Regions from separate parts of the Homo sapiens genome. Here region 2 is linked to region 1. The links are chromatin loops, found by intact Hi-C in ENCODE. Cell type or tissue: HepG2. All regions are shown on one strand. Links, peaks and the distances in the headings refer to the core of each region. The heading gives the core; the rest is flanking DNA.

Region 1 (11,270 bases), core at 1,571-9,570:
AGAGGCTGGGTGTGGGTTCCCTCTTGACTTATTGCCCCAACAGTTTCCCACTCTTGCCCCCAACATAAGCAGCAATATCAGTGTCCCAGAAAGGAACAATTAAGGGGAACAATACCAGGCAGGAAAAGTGGGGGTGGGGGGATGGGAGCCAGGCCAGCACCTGCCATTCCCAGTGTGGAAGTAGGTGACCTGTGTGTTCCTGGGCTGCCTCAGGGTTGAATATGCAGAGACGCTTAAAGTCAAGCACCTCAAAAAGCAGCAAGACCAAACCCACCTGTCAAAAGTGGGAAGACGGCCAGGCACAGTGGCTCACGCCTATAATCCCAGCACTTTGGGAGGCCAAGCTGGGAGGATCACTTGAGGCCAGGAGTTCCAGACCAGCATGGGCAATGGAACAAGACCACATCTCTGTAAGAAATAATTAAAAAGATTAGCCAGGTGTGGTGGTGTGTGCCTGTAGTCCCAGCTACTCAGGAGGCTGAGGCGGGAGGATCCCTTGAGCTTGGGAGGTTGAGGCTACAGTGAGCCATGATTATGCCACTGCACTCCAGCCTGGGTGACAGAGTGAGACCCTGTCTCAAAAAATTTAGGAAAAAAAAAGAAAGAATAATACATGGAACTCCAGCTGATTGTGAAGTGGCAGGGAGGAGGGGAAGAATCACACATGTTGAAGGAGCTTCTGCGAGTGCCAGCCACTGCGCCAAGCCCTTCTCACACAATGCTCCCCAACCCTCCAACAGGGAGTCTCATTATCCCCTTTGCCAACAGAGAAACTAAGGCAGGCAGAGAAGGTTAAGTCAGAGAACCAAGTGGAGGAACCAGGACATAAGCCCGGGATGTTGGTCTTCAGAGCTGTCCTTCCTAATCACCGTTGTTTTGGGGGGTTATTTAAGAAATTGGATCGCATAGCTGTTTTTTGTGTATTGATGAGCTTTCAGAGATGTCTGTTATTTATTAGCTATTTTTCAGCTCTGTCGAGAGGAGATCCACTTCCTGTAAAGGACAGAATGGAAATGCCCACGGCAACCCAGAAAACAGACACAGGCCTGACTCAAGGACTCCTGAAAGTTTTGCACAAGCAGGTATGGGGGGGCGTAGTCTCTGGCCTCAGGCAGCTGGCCTGTGCTTTCCTTACCGTTCACTGTGCATTGATGACAGAGCGGGGCACACCCCAGCAATGTATTTCAAACCTCCTGAGGTCCCTGAAATCCTGCTTTCCCTGCCACGCATCGTCAAGGTTGATTCAAGGAAGAAATATGTTGTGTCTGGGAGGTCTTTTTCTAGCTTCAACAGCCCCAAGTCACTATCCAGGGGTAGAGTTTAGAAAAGTGAAATATAATTTCTTTTAAATACAAAATTTACATGACACTAGATTCTGCTGGGCAAAACATACAAAATTTCAGAACCTGGGGGGTTTCCAGTCCGTTCTCCAGGTGTGTGTTTGTGAAAGCTGTGCGCAGGCCTGAGTAAGCCTCTGCCTTCTCTGTCTGGAAGGCGGGGCTGGCCTTTGGCCCCCAAGGTGGGCAGCAGCCTCTGGTGTCCAGTGCTGTGGAGAGCCTGGGCCCCCTTCCTGCCTTGCGCTTCTTTGCCCCACACGCCATCCTGTTTTTACAGACGTGAGTTACTAGAAAGTGGGTCACGGAGCAAGGCTAGGCCTTCCTCATGACTCGGTTCTTTTGCTAAAAGAGACACCAGTGGCATAACCTTGATTTTCAAACTGACTTATCCCCATTCTACACTGTGAAGTACTGTGCTTCTGCGCAGGATACAGTGAATTCTGAAACTAGGACTACCTTAAGGGAAGCAAAGAACTCTTGAATGGTGTAGCTTGCGAAAAGACATGCTGAAATTGCTCAAAGCCTTTTCATCCAGGATACTGCTAGCAGATTGCAGAAGTTTTCAGTTTTGATAGATTGTTTAAAATAGTAGAAGGAAGGCCGGGCATGGTGGCTCATGCCTTTAATCCCAGTACTTTGGGAGGCTGAGGCGGGCAGATCACTTGAGGTCAGGAGTTCAAGACCAGCCTGGCCAACAAGGTGAAACTTTGTCTCCAATAAAAATACAAAACTTAACAGGGCGTGGTGGTGCGCACCTGTAATCCCAGCTACTTGGGAGGCTGAGGCGGAAGAATTACTTAACCCTGGGAGGTGGAGGTTGCAGTGAGCCGAAATCATGCCGCTGCACTCCAGCCTGGGCAACAGAATGAGACTGTCCAAAAATTAACAAATAAATATATAATAGAAGAAATACATTTATTTTCAGTTTTAAGATCTCTCCTATCTAACTGTTAATGTGATTAGGGGCTGGATTTTTAAAATGTTTTTTACTGAGCTTTATTTTTTATTGTGAAGCATTTCAGACAGATAGTGGAGTATCGTATACTCAATATCAGTATGCCTGTTTCATTAAGTCATAACATGATGCCGTATTCGCTTCACCGTCCTTTTTTCATTTAATAAATAAAAGGTTGCCGCTCGCTGCCTTCCCTGCCTTCCCTCCCCAGGGCTGACAGAACCCCCTGTCATGCATTTGGAGTTCATCTGTCCCCTGCATGGGGCGGGTTACTTGGTGTGTGTTGAATATTCACAGCATTCATTGTTTCCCAGGTTTTAAAACATACATAAATTGTCATGCTGTGTTTTCCAAACAGTGTCACCACAAGCGGTATGTGGAATTAACAGATCTTGAGCAGAAGTGGAAGAACTTGTGCCTGCCGAAGGAAAAATTCAAAGCGCTCTTACAACTGGATCCTTGTGAAAACAAAATCAAGTGGATAAACTTTTTAGCGCTTGGATGCAGCATGCTTGGTGGGGTATGTACCTATAAACAGCATATTAATAATTCTGTGTCATCATGGTCCCAGCTTAAAAATAATTTAGGTTTCAGTAACTAAAGGAAACACTTTAGTAACTTTGTCTTAGAAAAGCATTTCCCCCTGCTCCAGGCCTATTATATTAATATTTTCAGGTGTACAGTTATTTTAATTTACAGAAATTATTTATGAATGCCTCAATTTAAAAGTTAATAGTAGATGAAAGATATGGATACTATTAAAATATATTTAGGTTTTAGAAGAAAATGCATCAATGACTTTTTAAAACTACAAATCATTTTGTAAACTGATAACTGTTTTGCTCATCTGTGGAAAGAGGCATACAATTATTTTCTACTTTAGTAGAAATCTATTATTATTATTTATTTATTCATTTTTTTTGAGATGGAGTTTTGCTGTTGTTGCCCAGGCTGGAGTACAATGGCGCAATCTCGGCTCACCGCAACCTCCGCCTCCCAGGTTCAAGCGATTCCCTGTCTCAGCCTCCCGAGTTGCTGATAGCTGGGATTACAGGCATGTGCCACCATGCCTGGCTAATTTTGTATTTTTAGTAGAGACGGGGTTTCTCCATGTTGGTCAGGCTGGTCTCGAACTCCTGACCTCAGGTGATCTGCCCACCTTGGCCTCCCAAAGTGTTGGGATTACAGGCGTGAGCCACCGCGCCGGCCTTAGAAATCTATTATTAATAACTAATAGATACAGTGAGATTTTGCTGATGTTTGAGTATAAGCCAAGCAACTTAGGAATAAGACATGATCCTCCAGGTGACGAGGCGAGCCTGGGAGGTCGGGGCGAGAAGGGAGAGGTTGGAGCTGGGATGATGTTGGCAGGGCTTCCTTTGCAAACCCAGAGTCAGTCTTCTCAGCTAAAGTCTTGCTGTGAGACATGGTGGTTGGGTGAAGGAAGAGTAACCAGGCATCTGCCATGTGAAGCTTATGAAGAAAGGAGGCAGAGAAAGGAGAACCAGCTCCCTTTACTACATAGATGAACAATTTGATTTTCCCCCCTCCCTTCAGTCTGTGGCCCCAGTGTGTATAACTGGTCCTTGCTTCACAGCCCTCACTCAGCTTTGCTCCATGCACAGAGCTCTTTCATTCCATTTTCATTAAAACAAATTACTTGAAATGGGTGGTGGTAAACACCCGCAAGGCTACCCAATGTGGCCACTAATGCACCAACAGTCACTTCCAACCACCTGTGGCCTCCTCCCATGTCCTGTCCCCCTGCCTGGTGGCCTGAAGCAATGACATTTCTGAAGTTCCTGCTTCTCGCTTCCTGACCTCTGAAACACATGCTTCTATGTGTCCCGCAAGAGGTACACTGTGGAATTTTAGTTGGTTTTGACTTGATGAAAAGACATTTGTGTTGTCAGTAATTTTCTGAAATTTTCATCCTAAATTATATGACTAGATGTATTCATCTGTACATCACAGGCCACGTTGTTCATTCCCTTCCTTCGCCATGTCACATCTGAGTGTGGCGCAGTTCACCAGCTCTGCAGATGGCCCCAGTGGGAAGCTCCGTGCCCTCAGGGAGTCGGGTGTGGTGTGGCTGTAGAATGAGCAAGAGTTTTGTTGTGTAACTGCTCAAAGGCAATGGAGGTGCTTCCTGTCAGCCCCGGGCTAATTGTGCCAAGGCCTGGATGTTGGCAGGCATGGTACCCTCCAGTAGCAAGGACAGGTGCAGATGGCACCAGGGGAGTGTCTCAGGGGTATTATCAAGATAGACAAAGGCAAATACTTTTAATTATTGGAGACATTTTTATGTCACTTTGTTAATCTGGAACTCTGTGAAATCTATCTATCTATCTATCTATCTGTCTATCTATCTAATCTATCTATCTATATCTGTATCTAGCTATATGTTTTTTGAGATGGAGTCTCACTGTGTCACCCAGGTTGGAGTGCAATGGTGTGATCTTGACTCACTGCAACCTCCCAGGTTCAAGTGATTCTCCTGCCTCAGCCTCCCGAGTAGCTGGGATTACAGGCATGCACCACCATGCTCAGCTAATTCTTGTACTTTTAGTAGAGATGGGGTTTCACCATGTTGGCCTGGCTGGTCTTGAACTCCTGACCTCAGGTGATCTACCAGCCTCAGGTTCTGGGATTATAGATTACAGGTGTAAGCCACTGCACCCAGCCTAAAGTATATGTGTGTGTGTGTGTGTGTGTGTGTGTCTGTGTGTGTGTGTGTGTGTGTGTGTATTTTTTTTTTTTTGAGACAGAGTCTTGCTCTGTCACCCAGGCTGTAGTGCAGTGGTGCGATCTGGGCTCACTGCCACCTCCGCCTCCCAGGTTCAAGTGATTTCCATGCCTCAGCCTCCCAAGTAGCTGGGATTACAGGCATGGACCTCCACGCCTGGCTAATTTTTTGTATTTTTAGTAGAGACAGCGTTTCACCATGTTGGCCTGGCTGATCTTGTACTCCTGACCTCAGGTGATCTGCCCGCCTCGGCCTCCCAAAATGCTGGGATTACAGGTGTGAGCCACTGCACCCGGCCCTGAAATCGATATGTTAACAATATAAAATTGTATGCAATGTTTGAATTAATGTTGGTGGTTTCTGCCTCTAAGCTTAGTTGTAAAATTTTGATTTTAAAATGATGAGAAAGTAGAATAATTCATGTTTTTGGATCCATCTTTATAGTTTTCACCTTCCTAATTGTGAAAATTAAGCACTAGATTTAAAACACAATTGAATCTGATTTGAAAAATAAGGCCTCTTGTCCATGTAGAGTGTGTGACACTAGATGGAGACATTGTGTTAAGGATAGAGCTTGGCCGTCTAAGCTGACTCCTGGGGAAGAGACATCACAAACAGCACACATTCTTTTGGGTTCTTCCTATCATAGAGAATAAATTGACACCAGGAATCATGCTGTGCATCACTGCGGGTTCCTGCCTGTCTCCTGACTTGAGCCACCTTTGCCAGCAGGACTCCAGATTTGCCCTTGACTCCTTCCATAGGTGCTGGAGGCCTCTCCTGGTTGTAGAAAGCCACAGCCACCCTCTGCTCTGGTCCAGTGCGGCTGTAGACTCAGGGTCAGGTTCAAGTGTGGAAGCTGACCTCTCCTCCCTCAGAGGAGCGTGTGCTCGTCTGGGGTCCATGTCTGCTGCCAGGGATGCCTGCTCTGCCCTGGCTCCCGCGGCCCACAGAGTGCTGAGCACGAGTTCAAACACCTGTCTCGGGGTGCGCTGGGTAGACAGGAGGTGCTCGGACCCTCCAGGCCTTGGTGTGGACAGTTGTGTTGTTGACCTTGTTGGCCCTGGGTGGCTTGGAGGTGTGCTAAGAACACAAAGCTGTGAATTCAAGGAGGGGTTTCTTCATGTCGTTCAGCGTCATAAGCGTTCATTTTTATGCTTTAAAAAAATACCTTCAAAAAGGAGGAAATGAAGTGCGATGAGAATAATTTGTAGTGGATTACCACCTGCAGAAGTTTATTTCACATAGGATGCTGTGTAATTGGTGGCTAGCCGCTGCCTGCGTGAGCGGGATAGATGTCGTTCCTGCTCCCTGCATCTATGGCGGGGGCGTGGCTTGTGGCAGGTGTACTCTCTGTGCTGTTTACATTTATTTATCTTAGAAATCACTCTAGTCAAATTCATCGAGTTGAAGATCTCTAAAAAGACTGGAAACCTCTGCTTCAATTTCTGAATCATACATACCATTCATTCCACAAATGTTTACTGTGCATTATTTTGTGCCAGGCCCTGTTCTAAGTGCTGCAGGTTCTGGAGTGAACAAAACGGGCAAACATCACCAGACTCTTGGAGCTGATGTTCTGTTATATCCTTGAAGCCCTGAACACTGCTCTACTTATTACATCAAAAGCTATCAATTCAGGTTAAGGGGCACTGTGAGCTGCCCCAGGCAGGTGAACAAGGACATTAAATTGCCATCTGGATGTTAAGAGATTCCTGTCCTCTTTCTCAATGTTTTGATGTGCTTGCATGGTGAAATGACCATATTTGTATGTTGTGGCTTTTATTTAATTTTTTTTTTTTTAAGAGACAGGGTCTCGTTCTGTCACCCAGGCTGGAGTGCAGTGGCATGGTCATAGCTCACTGCAGCCTCAACCTCCTGTACTCAAGCGATCTTCCCACCTCAGCCTCCCAAGTCGGGATTACAGGCATGCAGCACCACATCCAGCTAATTTTTTATTTTTTGTAGAGACAAGTATCTTGCCATGTTGCCCAGGGTGATCTCAGTTCCTGAGCTCAAGCAGTCCTCTTGTCTTGGCCTCCCAAAGTTCTGAGATTTATAGGTACAAGCCACAGAGCCTGGCTGACTTTTATTTTTCCATTTCTACAATGCCATTAATGATCCTGAGCATTAAAGCTGTGGATCAAAATGTTTTGTTTTGTCTTTTAAGCATGGAGATCTTTTTTTTTTTAAGATAAGAAAATTGTGAACCAAGTCTTTCATCCCCATACTGACACTGACAGAGTCAGTCTGTCATGATCAAAACAAATCACATTGACTTTAGTCAGGCTTTGAAACGCATTTGAACTTTCTTAGTCACAGAAGCATCATTCTTCGTTTACAACCACAGATGCACACGTGTCTAACGCAGTTTTCCATCTGAACACGGTGCACGCAGTGGGCATGATTTCTAGGGTTTAACCGGGTGCGGGAGTGCACAGAGCCCTGCGTGTGTATTCTCTGGAATCCTCCCAACAGCCCTTTGAGGAAGGCACCATCAGGATTGCAGGCTGGTGCCCCAAGGCAGAGAGAAGCTGAGTCACAACAGGTGACTTGGAAGTGGGGAGAGGGGAGGATTCCTCCTAGTGGCTCCATAGCCCAAGGAATGTGCAGCCCACAGGTTAGGACCACCTTATTCAAGTTTACGCCTGAGATTTCCTGTCTCGGAGAAGAACAACTCCTCGGGACGATCATCAAAATCATTTTGTGTCCTGAAGTGATTCATCCCCTGGAAGGCATTCAACCTCGGCCTCCTCCTGACAACACACACTTTGGAGCTCTCAGAACATCGCCCCATCCAGCTGTGCTACAGCATGTCAGATTCAGTGACTGACCTATGGTGGTTCCCTGTTGGTCCGATGTGACAGCCACCTGCGCTGCGGCAGTGACAGAGGCTGCATCCTGGCTTACTCCTCGCTGCTGTTTCCTTCCAGGTTTCCGCAGCTAGGGCTCGAAAGCCCATTCGGAAGTGACCAAGAAAGGCCAACAGAATTCCTCATAGCCCCTGCAGCCCGTGAGAAGAAGACACAGCCACGCCCCCACCCCCCAGTGGGAGCCTGAGGCCACAGGCGTGTTTAGGAAGCTGTCCCTGAAGACGAAGGAGCCGCTCAGGCTCCTGACTCCCCTGGCCCCAGCTCCAGTTCCCCTGATTGCTCATGTCCCTCCCTCTGTGGGAAAGAGGCAGGGGCCACGCTCCCCTGACCAACCTTGCCCTGTCCGCTGGAGATTCCCATGGGCCGCTGATGCGGGCCGCTGTGGCCTCCCCATCCCTGTCCTGCACAGGATATCACACCCCAGCCACGGGGTGAACTGCTCCTTCCCATTCAGGGCCTCCTACCCTTACCTGCTGTCAGCCCCAGAAATGGTTTTAAATTAGGAAACTCTAGAGGATAATAGAATTCGATGAAAAGGCCCTTAAGCTCTTGAAAACGCAGTGCTGGGTTAGAGGCTTTTAAAAACCAGTGCTCGGTCAGAGGCTTTTAAAAACCAGTGCTGGGTCAGAGGCTTTTAAAAACCAGTGCTGGGTCAGAGGCACAGCTTCACTGGAAGTCCAGTCTCTACCCCCAGCACAGGCAGCTGTGCCTCAGAGGGGGACCTCCTTTGTTCTGATTCTGTGTAAAACGGGCCTATTTTCATTTCCATGCCAGCTGAGAGGTGCCCTTGGGGAGGTGTGAGGTGACTGTTGAGGGGCCTCATATCATCATGAGAGCAGCTATAATTTGGAAACTGAAAAACCCCACAGAGTTGGCATGCCGAAAATGCCCGGAAAATAGTGGGTGCCCTCGTGCCTGTGCTCTTCACTCATCTCCACTTGAATTTCAGATTATGGATCAGGTGTAAATACTTGGTTAAAAACTAAGTGTTTGGCTGGGTGCAGTGGCTCACGCCTGTAATCCCAGCACTTTGGGAGGCCAAGGCGGGTGGATCACCTGGGGTCAGGAGTTCGGGACCAGCCTGACCAACATAGTGAAACCCCCGTCTCTACTAAAAATACAAAAATTAGCTGGGCATGGTGGTGTGCACCTGTAACCCCAGCTATTCAGGAGGCTGAGGCAGGAGAATCGCTTGAACCCAGGAGGCGGAGGTTGCAGTCAGCCAAGATCGCATCACTGAACTCCAGCCTGGGTGACAAGAGTAAAACTCCATCTCAAAAAAACAAACAAAAAAATAAGTGCAGCTTGCCAGTCACCTCTGCCCAGCACATATCGCACATGGGAGAATAAATCAGCCACACAGCAGACGGCAGCATGGGGCAGCCATGCCAAGGAGAGGGTCTTTTGGCTGTTGTGCAAGTGACTGTGCCACCCACAGGCCTTTGGAATTGAGAAACAAATGTTAAGAAATGTGACTCGCAGCACAAGATGGAGCAAGTTGCCTTATGAATCCTTCTGGATATAAAAATTGCTGCAGATCTTATTGTCAGAAACGTTGACATGGGTAGTGTCATCACGCCTTTGCAGAGGAAGTGATGCTCGAGTGTTTTGATGTATTTTTCCTTAAATACCGCTTCCTCTGAAGCCTTGGAACGGCGCGTTACACAGATCTCATCTGCCTGCTCCATCCACGCCAACTCCTTCCTTTCCGACTCATCCTTCCTGAGGCCCCGCAGTCCTGCACACGGTGGTGACGGACTTCCATTTGTGTCCAGTGTAAAAGCAAATCCCATCATAACAACATGTCTTTGAGAGTTTCAAGCAAGGAACATGGATTGTGAAATACACGACTCGGCTTTGAGCAAGTCCTGTCTTGGGGACAGTCTTTTAGAGGAGCCACGTGTGCAGTGGTCCTGGAGCGGTGCCTGCAGCTCCACGGAGCAGGTTCTGCACTTTTCCTAGAGAGAGCATCATGTTGCCCTGGGAGCTGCACTCACCCCCTAACCGTGCCGTCCACCTCGGCAGCATCAGGTGCAGCCGCCACCAGCACTGCTGGCATGGGAAGGGGGTGGAAATGGGAGGAACTGCCCCATCAGGCCGCTGGGGACAGGGAGATCAGTTCTGTTCAGGGCTCCATCTCCTGCAGCCAAATATCTGGGTCCTCAGATAGGCGACGTCTGTGCCCCAGGTCTTGTTCCCAGAGCCCGCCTGGCGGCTGCTAGACATAATAAAATGGAGTAGTCACTGGGGTGAGCTCAGAGGCCCACCGGCTGTGCTCCAGTCCTGGCTGGGTGACTTGGGTGATTGCTGAGCCCCTCTGGGCCTGGCCAAGGTGTCTGTCTGCTCCTCGCAGTAACCACACGAGGTGACTGTCATTATTCTCACTCCCAGAGGAGGACAGCGGGCTGTGTTATCAGCCTTGCTCTGACCATGGTGTTCTGTAGGGAAGGCTCATTTTGTCCCATAGCCTGGAGCGGCCTCAGAGCCCTTTCCTGTCCCTGAGGATGTGGGGTTTATTCCTGACACAGCCACTGTGGAGCTGGACAGTCCAGGCCTGGCTTGCAGCGGCCCTTTCCCTGCATCTGCAGCTCCCCCGTGAGGATGGTGCTCCACCCTGGCCCTCCTGTGTTTGTTTCTTGCGCTTCCCTTGGAAGCACAGCCCTAGATTCATCCCTGCAGGCGATTCCCCAGGGATGTCAGCCACCTCCGTGGCTGCTGCAAGCAGGAGCTCTCAGTCTGCCCTCACACCCCACCCCAGCAGCCTGCAGGGCACCACCCTGCTCGGGAAGGTCCTGGTTCTCAGTCATGTTTGCCAAGCGATGTGGTGTAAATACTCCCACTGCTGCTGAGTTCAGGCTGCCAAGGTGAAGTCCTCCAGCTCACACAACTGCTGGAAACTTAGCAGTAGGCTCATGAGCCGGCTCCAGCACAGCACCGGGCTCCGAGGAAATCCTGTGCCACCCGCCAGTCCTTGTCCTTCCTGTCCTGTCCTGTGTGCTTTGACACAGGAGATTGCTCTCTCCACCAGGAAATGCTTTTCTTCACTCACCAGCAGCCTCCCTCCTGGCTGCGCCTTTCAAGTCCCCATGCTGGTCCCTCATCTCCCCAGCTCTTGGTGGTATAGCGTGTCCATGCACTGTCCTCCCACCTCGGCAACCTCGTGGGGCTCGGCTGTATACACCGTCCTGCTCGTATACACTACCCCACCCATGTATACCATCCCCCCGTGTATACCATCCCCCTCATGTACACCATCCCGCTGTGTACACCATCCCGCTGTGTACACCATCCCCCTCATGTACACCATCCCCCTCATGTACACCATCCCCCGTGTACACCATCCCCCCCATGTACACCAT
Region 2 (11,270 bases), core at 1,200-9,199, 730 kb after region 1:
CAAGTTAGATGGAAATTTATATCATCCATCTAAATTCTGAATAATATATTGCAAAAACAACCTTTGTCATTTTGATATTAAGTTGTTCTTTATGGCAATAATTAGATAGAAGTGCCATTTATTTCCTTAGGTGAATTATGATTTGTGATGATAAAATCATATCATCAGATAAAAAGTATCCTCAATTCCATCGCAAGAAAACATGCATCAATTAATTTAAATACTATAGCAAGTTGTTTATACCAGAGGAATGTATATAAGATGATACTTGTTGGTTCCTGGTAGCTACTGATATTCTGGCAGTGGTGTTGGCGAAGGCAAAGAAATAGAAAAGGAAGACTTGAAGAAGACACAAAGTTGGCTTAGGATTCAAGCTGGTTTTATATTGTTTAGGATAGAAATGGGATCTCTCAATGCCCATTTCTATTCCTGCAATAGTGTTCAAGTATTCTTTATAGATGTGTTAACATACTGTCACCCATGATGACTCACACATTAAGCAAGTCTTACTATGAAATCAAAGATGGATGAGCATCAGTGAATACCAATAAGTCTGCTACTGACCTAAGCCTTTTTCTCAGTAGGTTAAAAGGAGAACACAACAGTGGTTATTAGTTGAGGAATACTCTTGAAGCCTGGGAATGCAGCTCAATGTGGGGAAAATTGGAATATAGTTTCCACCAAATTAGTCCAAGAGGGATTTATTGAACTCCTATGATATGCTGGGTTGAACATCATGGAAACAATCATGACTATGAAACTTCCCCTACTCTTAAGGAGCTTATAGGTTAATGTAGGTGATAGAGAGGCAGAGATGATACAACTTGAATGGAAAACCTGTGATATGAGTCCTGGTAGGAGGAGTATGATTAACAATGCGTCATAATGGAAGATGATGCTAACAAAATGAGGCAAATGCTGGTTATGGAGGTCTGAGAAATTTGAGATGTAAGACATCAGTAGAGCCTAGCAGAATTTTACTCTTTAAAAAGTATATATATAATTGGAAATTTATGGTATATAAATGGTTTTGTTAAAATTAATTAGACTCAGGGCACTCACAACATTGAATCATTTTAAGTTGGCAAAGAATGTAATGATGATTATCAATTTAGTGTACCAGGAAGACATATACAATACATTCTTCGCCTTATATTGAAATTTAACTCTTAGAAAGACATATGTCCTACTGATCTTTATGATACTGTGGAACTACAATAGCTTATAGCTAGAAAACTCTTATTTAAAATTACCCCACTGAGATGACAGTGCATATATTTTACAACTATTTCTTAATTATGAAGATGGTATGTTCAACAATGAGCAGATAATTTTTCATAGCTTGACTAACTTTTCTCAATTTCAGTTGCCTACAGTCTCTTGGATGGACACATTTCAAGGCAAATCACATGGGCCTTTATTCTTAAAGATACAGCAGAGCAATTAGTCCAGCGTGGTGGCAGGTGCCCTGTAGTCTCAGCTACTCGGGAGGCTGAGGTAGGAGAATCGCTTGAACCCAGGAGATGGAGGTTGCGGTGAACCGAAATTGCACCACTGCACTCCAGCCTGGGTGACAGAGCGAGACTCCATCTCAAAAAAAAGCACAAAAAACAAAAAAACAAAAAAACAAAAACAAAAACAAAAAACAAAAAAACATAAAACAGAGCACTGTACTATATTCCTAAAACAAGGTTATCACAGAAAATATGAACCATGCCTTTAAATATACATATTTATCTCGAACTCCTGACCTCAGATGATCCACCCACCTCAGCCTCCCAAAGTGCTGGGATTACAGGCATAAGCCACTATGCCTGGACTAAATATACATATTTATCTGTACCTAACCCTGACATTCTATAATGTCTCCATTTTTAGTTATCTTCACAAAGGAGATAGGAGATATATTTGTTATAAGAGATATGGTTTTAAAAAATCATTTTCTGACCTCCACTTCTAAAAGTTAGTAAATTTGAGGGCTGAGGACCTATTGACACCTCAACCCTCTTATTAAAGGCTTAAATGACTCTCAGAATAGATAACCCTGGATATTATATAATATTTAAAAAAATATGTAATTGGCTTGGAGAAAGCAGGTATTTGTATTCCAAAATGATGCTGCGTAAACATGGAAGAACTTTTGGTTTGGTGCTTATTACATTAACCTTTTAATATTTCCTTCTCAACCTAACATGGGGATAACAATGACACACATTTTATTTGCTGGAAATAATAAACTAAAGGCTCTGCTCATTGAAGAAATAACTCACAGCAATGACCTTCATTGAGGGATCGCTGAGGCTAGAGCACTAATTCTGTAACTAGCAATAAAAACAGGGTTGATATGGTTTGCTCTGGGTCCCCACCCAAATCTCATCTCGAATTGTAAGCCCCATGTGTTGAGGGAGGGACCTGGTGGGAGGTGACTGCATCATGGGGGGTGGTTTCCCCCATGCTGTTCTTGTGATAGTGAGTGAATTCTCATGAGATCCAGTGGTTTTAAAGTGGGGCACTTCCCCCGCATCGCTCTCTCTCTCTCTCCTCCACTATGCTTCCTTTTGGCCTTCCGCTACGATTGTAAGTTTCCTGAGGACTACTCAGCCATGTGGAACTGTGAGTTAATTAAACTTCTTTCCTTTATAAATTACCCAGTCTCAGGAAGTTCTTTATAGCAGTGTGAAAACAGACTAATACAAGGGTCATGTGGCCTTAAATGTAATATGTTATTTTGGAAGCAGAGTCCTAGGTTAATATTTAAAGCATTTAAAGAAAGAAACATAATAGCGATTGGTTGAGAACTCACTTTTAAGTTTCACACACTGAAAGCACAAGCAAGGCTTATGTGCCTCACATATTGTAGAGTCTCAGCATCATGGTCCCTGCAAGCAGATGGGCTCCTCTGTTCATGTCCCTGACCCCCAAGGCAGGATGTAGAGTGAAGAAGGACCTCACTTATCCTGCTGGGGACAGGGTCTGTAACACTGATCTCTTTTCCATATTTGCCCTAGGGCTTAGCTGAGCAACACACTCTAGATCCTGCTACCTCGTAGAAAACAGTGAAAATGTGATCTGGCTCTTTAGAGAACCAAACTGAAATACATCACTCCTAACGATGCCAACTGGCAACTCCTATAAAGAGTTCCCATGTAGCAGGGATGCTGGCTCCCATCTGAGTTGATGTCTCTGTCCTCTTCAGAGTTCAGACAGGGCTGAGCACTCCCGGTTGCCTGAGGATGTGGAGCTGACAGAGTCTACTAGTATGTGGGCCCGGAGGTTCTGGGGAAGAACCAAGTCTGTGCACTTGAGGTCTGGGATGTGTTTGGGCAGGTTAGGCAGGCTGGGCAGAGGCTGACTGGTGGGGCAGGAAAAGCTCCTAGGAGGGAACTGATGTGAATGCAAACCAGCCAGCGGGTACCAGGAGCAGGGTGCAGTGGCGGGGAGGGTGGACCCAATGACTGGAGTGGGAGCCATTATTTGACTCGCCCTTAGCCCAGCAACAGAGAGGCAAGTCTCAATTCCCGGGAAAGAGGCTAAGGTGGGAAAAGCTCTTTCTGTAATGCCTGGGGTATAAGAAGTGCTCTTCAGGGATTCTAGTACAAATTGTAATGCAAGGGGCAGTGAGCCATTCTTTCTCTCTGGCTTACCTACTACCTCATAGCTGCAGTCTCCTGGGGGCTCAGGGTAGACACATGTGGGGCCACTTTGCCCGGGAAGCAGCAGGTGAGATGGCGACAACCAGCAGAGCACACAGGCTGTGCCCCGGGGAGCCATGGTGACCAGCTGAGAGAACTGCAAGCTCTAAAAGCACTGTGGAAGCTTCTGCCAAGCCCAGTGTATAGAACAGATACACAAAGAAGTCGGGGATAGTAGTGCTTCCAGTGTGGAACTGCGTCTGGTAGAGCAGGATGGTAGGGAGGGCTGTGTGATAGCCAAAAACCCAGGAGGCTCCGTGTGTATGTGTGTGTGTGTGTCTGTGTGTGTGTCTGTGTGGTGTGTGTGTGGTGTATGCGTGTGGTGTGTGTGTGTGTTATGTGTGGCATGTGTGTGTGGATGTGTGTATGTGTGTGTGTGTGTGTCTGTGTGTGTGTCTGTGTGGTGTGTGTGTGGTGAATGCGTGTGGTGTGTGTGTGTATGTGTGGCATGTGTGTGTGGATGTGTGTGTGTGTTATGTGTGGCGTGTGTGCATGGATGTGTGTGGTGTGTATGTGTGGTGTGTGTGGAGGCTATGTGTGTGGTGTGTGTGTGGGGGGGTGCGTGGTATCTGTGTAGTATGTGTGTGGTGTGTGTGTAGTATGTGTGTGGTGTGTGGGTGTGTGTGGCGTGTGTGATGTATGTGTGGTGTGTGTGGGGTGTGTGTGGGGGGTGTGTGTGGTGTGTGTGGTATGTGTGGGGTGTGTGTGGATGGAGTGTGTGTGTGGTGTGTGTGTGGATGGGGTGTGTGTGTGTGGATGGGGTGTGTGTGTGGTGTGAGTGGGCGTGTGGTGTGTGTGGGGTATGTGTGTGTGGGTGTGTGTGTAGTGTGTGTGTGGTATATGTGTGTGGTGTGTACGTGTGTAGTGTGTGCATGCACACACCCGGGCATGTATGTTCATGCCTGCATGTGCTGGTCTGTGTGGGTATGCCTACATTGCACAGGTATGTTTGCATGCACCCACCTTCGTGTGCACATCTAAGAGTGTGCACACCTGTATATATATGTCTGTGTGTGCAAGTAAAGTTAGTGACTTAGTTTTTGGAGGAGAGGGATGGATGTGAGACACTTGGTTTTAAGTAAATTTGCCTCAACTTCAACCTCTCTCTTCCCCCATCCATGTCTAGGTAGCTTTTCCACTGCCCACGATGGCTTCAAAACTCTTAATTGCAGGTGATTGCCCTCAACTTCCCGCCCTCAACTTCCCACCCGCAACTCTTACTACTAGCCATGTCCCCCAAGGATTGGGTAATACTATCTTTGTATAAAAGAGATACAGCAAAAGAAACTGGCAACAGTCAATGGGGAGAAGCAATGCCAAGGGTAGCTGTGGGCTGTTGTCCTTGCAAATTTCATATGACTGACAGACTTTCTGTGGCCTAATGATTTTTTAAAAGGTAATTTGCATAGATATAGCTGTTTCCATAGCAACTCAGATTGTGTTTCATTACACTGCAGCCCTAATGGCAAGCAGCTTTAGGAAAGCTACCTAGAGATGGTGAGGGAGCCCCCTGGAGGTAAAGGGAATTTTAGTAAGATCCTGGTATTTGGAGTTTGGATCAGCAAATTTTAGAGATATTCCTTTCCATTCACTAAGCATGTGGCTTATCTAATCAGACATAGTGTTTGCTTTTGGGAGAGTTGCCCTTCTGAGATCACCTGATCATTTCCTTCTTTTCAATCCCATTTTCATTAGATTCAAATTATAAATACCTAGCCATGCTCAATGTGAAGTTTATACATGACAAAAAAATTTCACATCTGTGTTTATACACTTCAATAACTAAGTTAATAGCAAGGGCAGTTTTGCAGAAAATTATTAAATTGATAGACTGCTTGAAAATCCTAAATGATCCATGTTCATCTCATAACTACAACTGTATGTTAAATACAAATTTCTATCTCCTGTTAATTTAACGAAGCCTTAGGAAGTCTCCTGAAAAAGGCATGGAAAGTAAGGCATATTAACATGCCCCTCCACCCATACGTGTCCTTAATAAAGGATGCACGTGATTGGCTGTGCATAAGTGATTACACAGATCAGAAAATGCCCCAAGGTCAAAAGTAGAGAGGATGGCATCGACACTCTCCAGCTAGCGGGTACAGATACCCAGCAGCTAAGGCCCCACTGCTAAAGAAGAGCAAATCAATTTAGTTTCTTTTTTTTTTGGTTTTTTTTTTTTTGAGACCAAGTTTTGCTCCTGTTGCCCAGGCTAGAGTGCAGTGGTGCAATCTCAGCTCACTGCAACCTCCGCCTCCTGGGTTCAAGTGATTCTCCTGCCTCAGCCTCCTGACTAGCTGAGATTACAGGTGCCTGCCACCGTGCCTGGCTAATTTTTTGTATTTTTAGTAGAGACAGGGTTTTATCATGTTGGCCAGGCTGGTCTCGAACCCCTGACCTCAAGTGATCCAATTGCCTCGGCCTCCCAAAGTGCTGGGATTACAGGCTTGAGCCACCGCGCCTGGCCTAGTTTTGTGTACTCTCTCTCTTTCTCACTCGCTCATGCTGTCTCTCTCTGTCCCTCCCTCTTTCTCTTTCTCTCAAACTCTTTTCTTTCATTACCACAAGCATGCGTAGAACCAATATAAAATTAAACATCTGCTTCAAAACTGCAAACTCACTTAAAAGGCAAAGACTGAAACATAACAAAAACCGCTAAAGTTAATGTCCAAGACTTCTTTTGGTTAATAAAAGTGTTTCTGAATGCTTTGAAATCAGTATCTCGCAGTCTTAGATTTCCATGCATATTACTGCCTCTCACTAACGATGGAGGGGAATAATTTTTAAGAATAAAGGATGGGGGATGGTTCTTTCTAATCTAAAAAGAATCATTTGACATAAAATGTGAGAAATGAAAGTAGCCTTTTTTCTACTGATACCTGTGAATGCAAATGTGGTTCACTGTTAAGTATATCTGGAAACCAGATAAGAGCGCATGTTTATGTTTGCTTTTAATTAACTGCACAGATAAGCCTCAGAAAATAAATTTGTGAACAGAGCAGGTATGCCACTTGAAAACAGAATTGCACTTATGAATTAAAATCCATTTTCTCAAAAAAAAATCCAACATGCATGAAAGCCAAATACTATGTAGGGCAAGCAGCTCTTTTAACTAATATGTATCATAATTTTAAGTGCTAACTGTGTTTGCTATAGACTGCTGTACTTGAAGTACTGAATGCTTTTATGCTCAAGGTTCCATGGTTTTTAAATTGCCTGAAAATATGTCCTAACTTTTAAGTTGGCCGACTGTCATTTGCATAGTAGATTAATCCTTGTTCACTATTGTGAATTAATAGTCTGTGGAATTATTTTGTCTCATCAACGAGGACACAGCTGACTCTGGGTGTGTCCCTAGCAATTTTTGTGTGAAGTGAATCAAGTTATGTAGAAACTTATCAAGCACGTTCCTCATTATTCCTTCCACCCAAAGGCCCTTAACTTCTAGAAGAATTGTAGATTAAAAGGCAAATATGGATGGAAGGAGAAGACCAGACTGTTTGAACCCGCAGCACTCGGACTCAATGCAAGGAGAGTGGCAAGCAGATATGCAGAAGGAAGCTGCTTTGCGCAGGAGTGCTTGTGCCTTAGTCTGAGCAGGTGTGCAAGAACACACATGCCCACCCCTGCATGCACACGGATGACTCAGTTCTCAATCCATTCTTATTAAAGAAGCATGCAAAGAGAGTTTGCCCCTGTAACCTTCGTGGCCCATGTTTTATTCTCCTGCTCCCATTACCTGCACGCCAAACCCATATGCATCTTTAAAACCCATTTCAAATGTTGCTTTCTTCATAAAGTCTTCCTTGATCTCTTCAACTGAAGTTTCTCTTTCCTCCTCTAAGCTCCTCTGGCCCTCTCTCCATGCTTTTCTTATAGAACAGTTCTCTATCTCCCTCTCCCTAACTCAGTGGACTGCTCCTGGAGAACAGAGCTCACATCTACATCATTTCCATATGCTCTTGTCTACCCTGACTGAGCAACCTTGTAGTGCTGCTCAGGCATCTATTGTGAACTGGAGAAGAAAGAAGGAAGACAAGAAGGTCACCTTCTAAGCAGTCCCATTTCCTGACTTCTCTGGGATTACAGGCCTCATGATACAGGCTCCTATTTTAGGAAACCACTTCACAGAGATTCTTCTTCTGGGCATTCCCTGGGGATGGCACACAGTTGATGTACACAGCTGCCATGATGGCAACGACAACAGCCGTCATGATGGAAGAGCGAGTTGCTAAGTGAAAAGAGTTTTGCATGTGCAAAACTGAAGCTTCTCCTCCTCTAGGCTGAGTTTCATCCTCTAACGGATAACCAAAAAGGAAGTTTATTTCAAACGTTTCATCAGGAATGACAAACAAAAACATCTGTTGGAAAGGAAACCAGGTGTTGGGCAAGGGATGTAGACGTTATATAATTTGGTGTTCTCCTCCAGGATCCAGTGGGGATTGCTATGTTGTGTTCGTTAACACTAGTTAATGTAATTTTTGTGATAATTGTAGAGCAAATAGAGCAAACTCTCAAATATAATTAGGGAAAAGTGTTTCTAATTAACTTGTAACTCGTGAGTTGCAAAGTAAAGCCACAAATCAGTTATGCATTGTCAGACCTAACAAATGGAAATGCGCTGTACATTTCAATCTCGGCAAATACAAAACAAAGCACAAAGACCCAGAAAAACTTTCCTTTAAGCCTTTATACAATTTTGGCATGCTCTGAAATGTAATTAGAGATAAGCACAGATACATCTCACGTCACCAGCCCTAATGATCACGGAGGTGAAAACTGAAGGCAACTTCAGACGGTTCAAGAACATCCAACATTTTACTGCTGCAGAATGTAAAATGGATCATGCTCACAAAACACTCTCTGATCGGTGTACAGAAGGTTCTGATGAAACTTCACAAGGTTTCATAGGGAAGTAAAGGACTATAATATATGCAAGCTCCACCCCAGTTAACACTGCCATCAGTAACAGTTGCTTACTGCTGGCTGTAAGTCAGAGGGGGATACAGGAAATTTCTTCTATATCCAGTGGAAGCGATTCCACTTATTTTCTCTCTCACTTGAGGAAGCACACTGTAATATGAGGTAACCTCAAATTCATTCTAATTTGAAAAAAGTGATAAACGGGCCATATATTTTCATTGGATAGTGTAGTTACCATTAGCGTCAAATTATTTTGGCGTCTCTCAAAACACATCCATGTCTCCTAATCCTCCACCCCTCTGCAGTCCACTGTAATTGTTGGTCCTGTTAAAGTAGAAAGTGGTGTTTCTCAAACATGCATGATCCTAAGAACCTCGAGAGGGTATTGCTAAATGTGTGGATTCCCAAGCTATTATCGTGAAAATCTAGGGTCCAGAAATATGTATTGTTTTATCAAGTGCCTCCAAAGAAACTCTTATGATTGGAGAAACTGGAAAATCACTGGTGTAAAGCAGACTGGCTTTGGAAATCAAGGACTACACTAGTACCACAGACCAGCTGTGACTTTAAGCATGCCCCTTACATCCAACCTCACAGGACCTCAGGAGTATTCAAGGCAATGATAGACTGGACGGTACGTAGCACTATGACCGGTAAGTGTGGGTGTTCGTAAATGTATGCTTATCTCTTCTTGGTCCACAAGAAAGAAATGCAGAGAATACCTGGATTCTCAGGTTAGGCACATTGGACAACAATAAGAATGTAAAACACAGGAAATAATGTGACATATTGGCTCTAGAGGCATCTGCAAAGTCCTACTCTGTGACAAAGGTAATAAAGAAGGGGTATTAAGCTTGACTTACCCATATATAAATGTTAGCAGTCTAATCTTACCATAGCACAACTAACTACAACTCCCTTAAAAAGACTGTTTATGAGAAACAGAGACAAATGGGACAGAATAGAGAACTCAGAAAGAAGACTGCACATCTACAACCATCTGATCTTTGACAAACCTAACAAAAACAAGCAACAGGGAAAGGACTCCCTATTTAATAAATGGTGCTGGGAGAACTGGCTAGACATATGCAGAAAATTGAAACTGGACCGCTTCCTTACACCTTACACAAAAATTAACTCAGGATGGATTAAAGACTTAAATGTAAAACCCAAAACTATAAAAAACCCTAGAAGAAAACCTAGGCAATACCATTCAGGACATAGGCACGGGTAAAGATTTCATGACGAATACATCAAAAGCAATTGCCACAAAAGCAAAAATTGACAAATGGGATCTAATTAAGCTAAAGAGCTTCTGCACAGCAAAAGAAACTATCATCAGAGTGAACAGGCAACCTACAGAATGGGAGAAAATTTTTGCAGTCTATCTATCTGCAAAGGTCTAGTATCCAGAGTTTACAAAAATACTTAAACACATTTATAAGAAAAAAACCAACCCCATTAAAAAGTGGGCAAAGTACATGAACAGACACTTCTCAAAAGAAGACATTCATGCAGCCAACAAACCTATGAAAAAAGCTCAACATCACTGATCACTAGAGAAATGCACATCAAAACCACAATGAGACACCTTCTCATACCAGTTAGAATGGTGATTATTAAAAAGTCAAGAAACAACAGATGCTGGCGAGGCTGCGGAGAAACAGGAATGCTTTTACACTGCTGGTGGGAATGTAAATTACTTCAATCATTGTGGAAGAAAATGTGGTGATTCCATGAAGACCTGGAACCAGAAATATCATTTGACCCAGCAATCCCATTACTAAGTATATACTCAAAGGAATAAAAATCATTCTATTATAAAAATACATCCACATGTATGTTCACTGCAGTACTAGTCACAATAGCAAAGACATGAAATCAACTCAAATGCCCATCAGTGATAGACTGGATAAAGAAAATGTGGTATATATATATACCATAGAATACTATACAGCCATAAAAAGGAGTGAGATCATTTCTTTGCAGAAACATGGATGGAGCTGGAAGCCACTATCCTCAGCAAACTAACACAAGAACAGAAAACCAAACACTGCATGTTCTCACTTAACTTAAAAGTAGGAGCTAAACAATGGGAGCACATGGACACAGGGAGGGGAACAACCCACACTGGGGCCAGTCAGGGAGTTGGGTGAGGGAGAGCATCAGGAAAAATAGCTAATGCATGCTGGGCTTAATACCTAGATGATGGGTTGCTAGGTGTAGCAAGCCACCATGGCACACATTTACCTGTTTAACAAACTGCACATCCTGTACACGTACCCTGGAACTTTAAAATAAATAAAATTTAAAAATTAAAAACAAATACTGTATATGGAAATGTCTTGTTCACTGAGACACTGGTGCCACCATCCTGGTCACTGGTAAGAGAGCCATCCCATAAGGAAGGGGGAGCTATGGCTGGAAGAAGCCATATGGCTAGAAGGGTTTCTGAAGACTCTATGGGATACAGCTGCGTTATCACCTTGGAACACTTAACTCCAGATTTCACGTATGGGAGACAAAACTTCCTCTAGTTTAACAGATCATTATCCGGGGCTTTTCCTTTCTTCAAACTTCATTCTAAGTAGTAAATTTCTATCCCTTTCTAATCTCCTTAGCCTGCTTGATTTTTCTTCACAGCACTTGTCACAT

What was found. A loop is a pair of places that touch in the nucleus more often than their neighbours do. Peaks named below come from ENCODE experiments on the same cell type or tissue, not always from the same donor. Only the 100,000 strongest peaks of a DNase experiment are listed, where the experiment ranks them.
Region 2: a loop joins it to region 1, with 10 times the contacts of the local background. A loop is called at or near these places in 12 of 110 quality-filtered maps.

Annotation. Positions count from the first base shown.
Region 1 is chr5:10,447,302-10,458,571 of GRCh38, forward strand. ROPN1L (rhophilin associated tail protein 1 like) reads left to right here. Exons shown (of 5, transcript NM_031916.5): 2 at 959-1,082; 3 at 2,651-2,812. Among named protein-coding and RNA genes, the nearest start is that of ROPN1L, 11 kb to the left of the region's middle. RefSeq lists an enhancer at 10,392-11,251. In HepG2, for the core only: a CTCF peak has its summit at 5,589 (motif pointing right); a DNase peak (open chromatin) is centred at 5,600; H3K27me3 peaks cover 1,716 bases.
Region 2 is chr5:11,177,700-11,188,969 of GRCh38, forward strand. The region is part of intron 11 of CTNND2 (catenin delta 2); the gene reads right to left. Among named protein-coding and RNA genes, the nearest start is that of CTD-2154B17.1, 400 kb to the left of the region's middle. In HepG2, for the core only: a CTCF peak has its summit at 5,202 (motif pointing left); no DNase peak of the experiment used is centred there.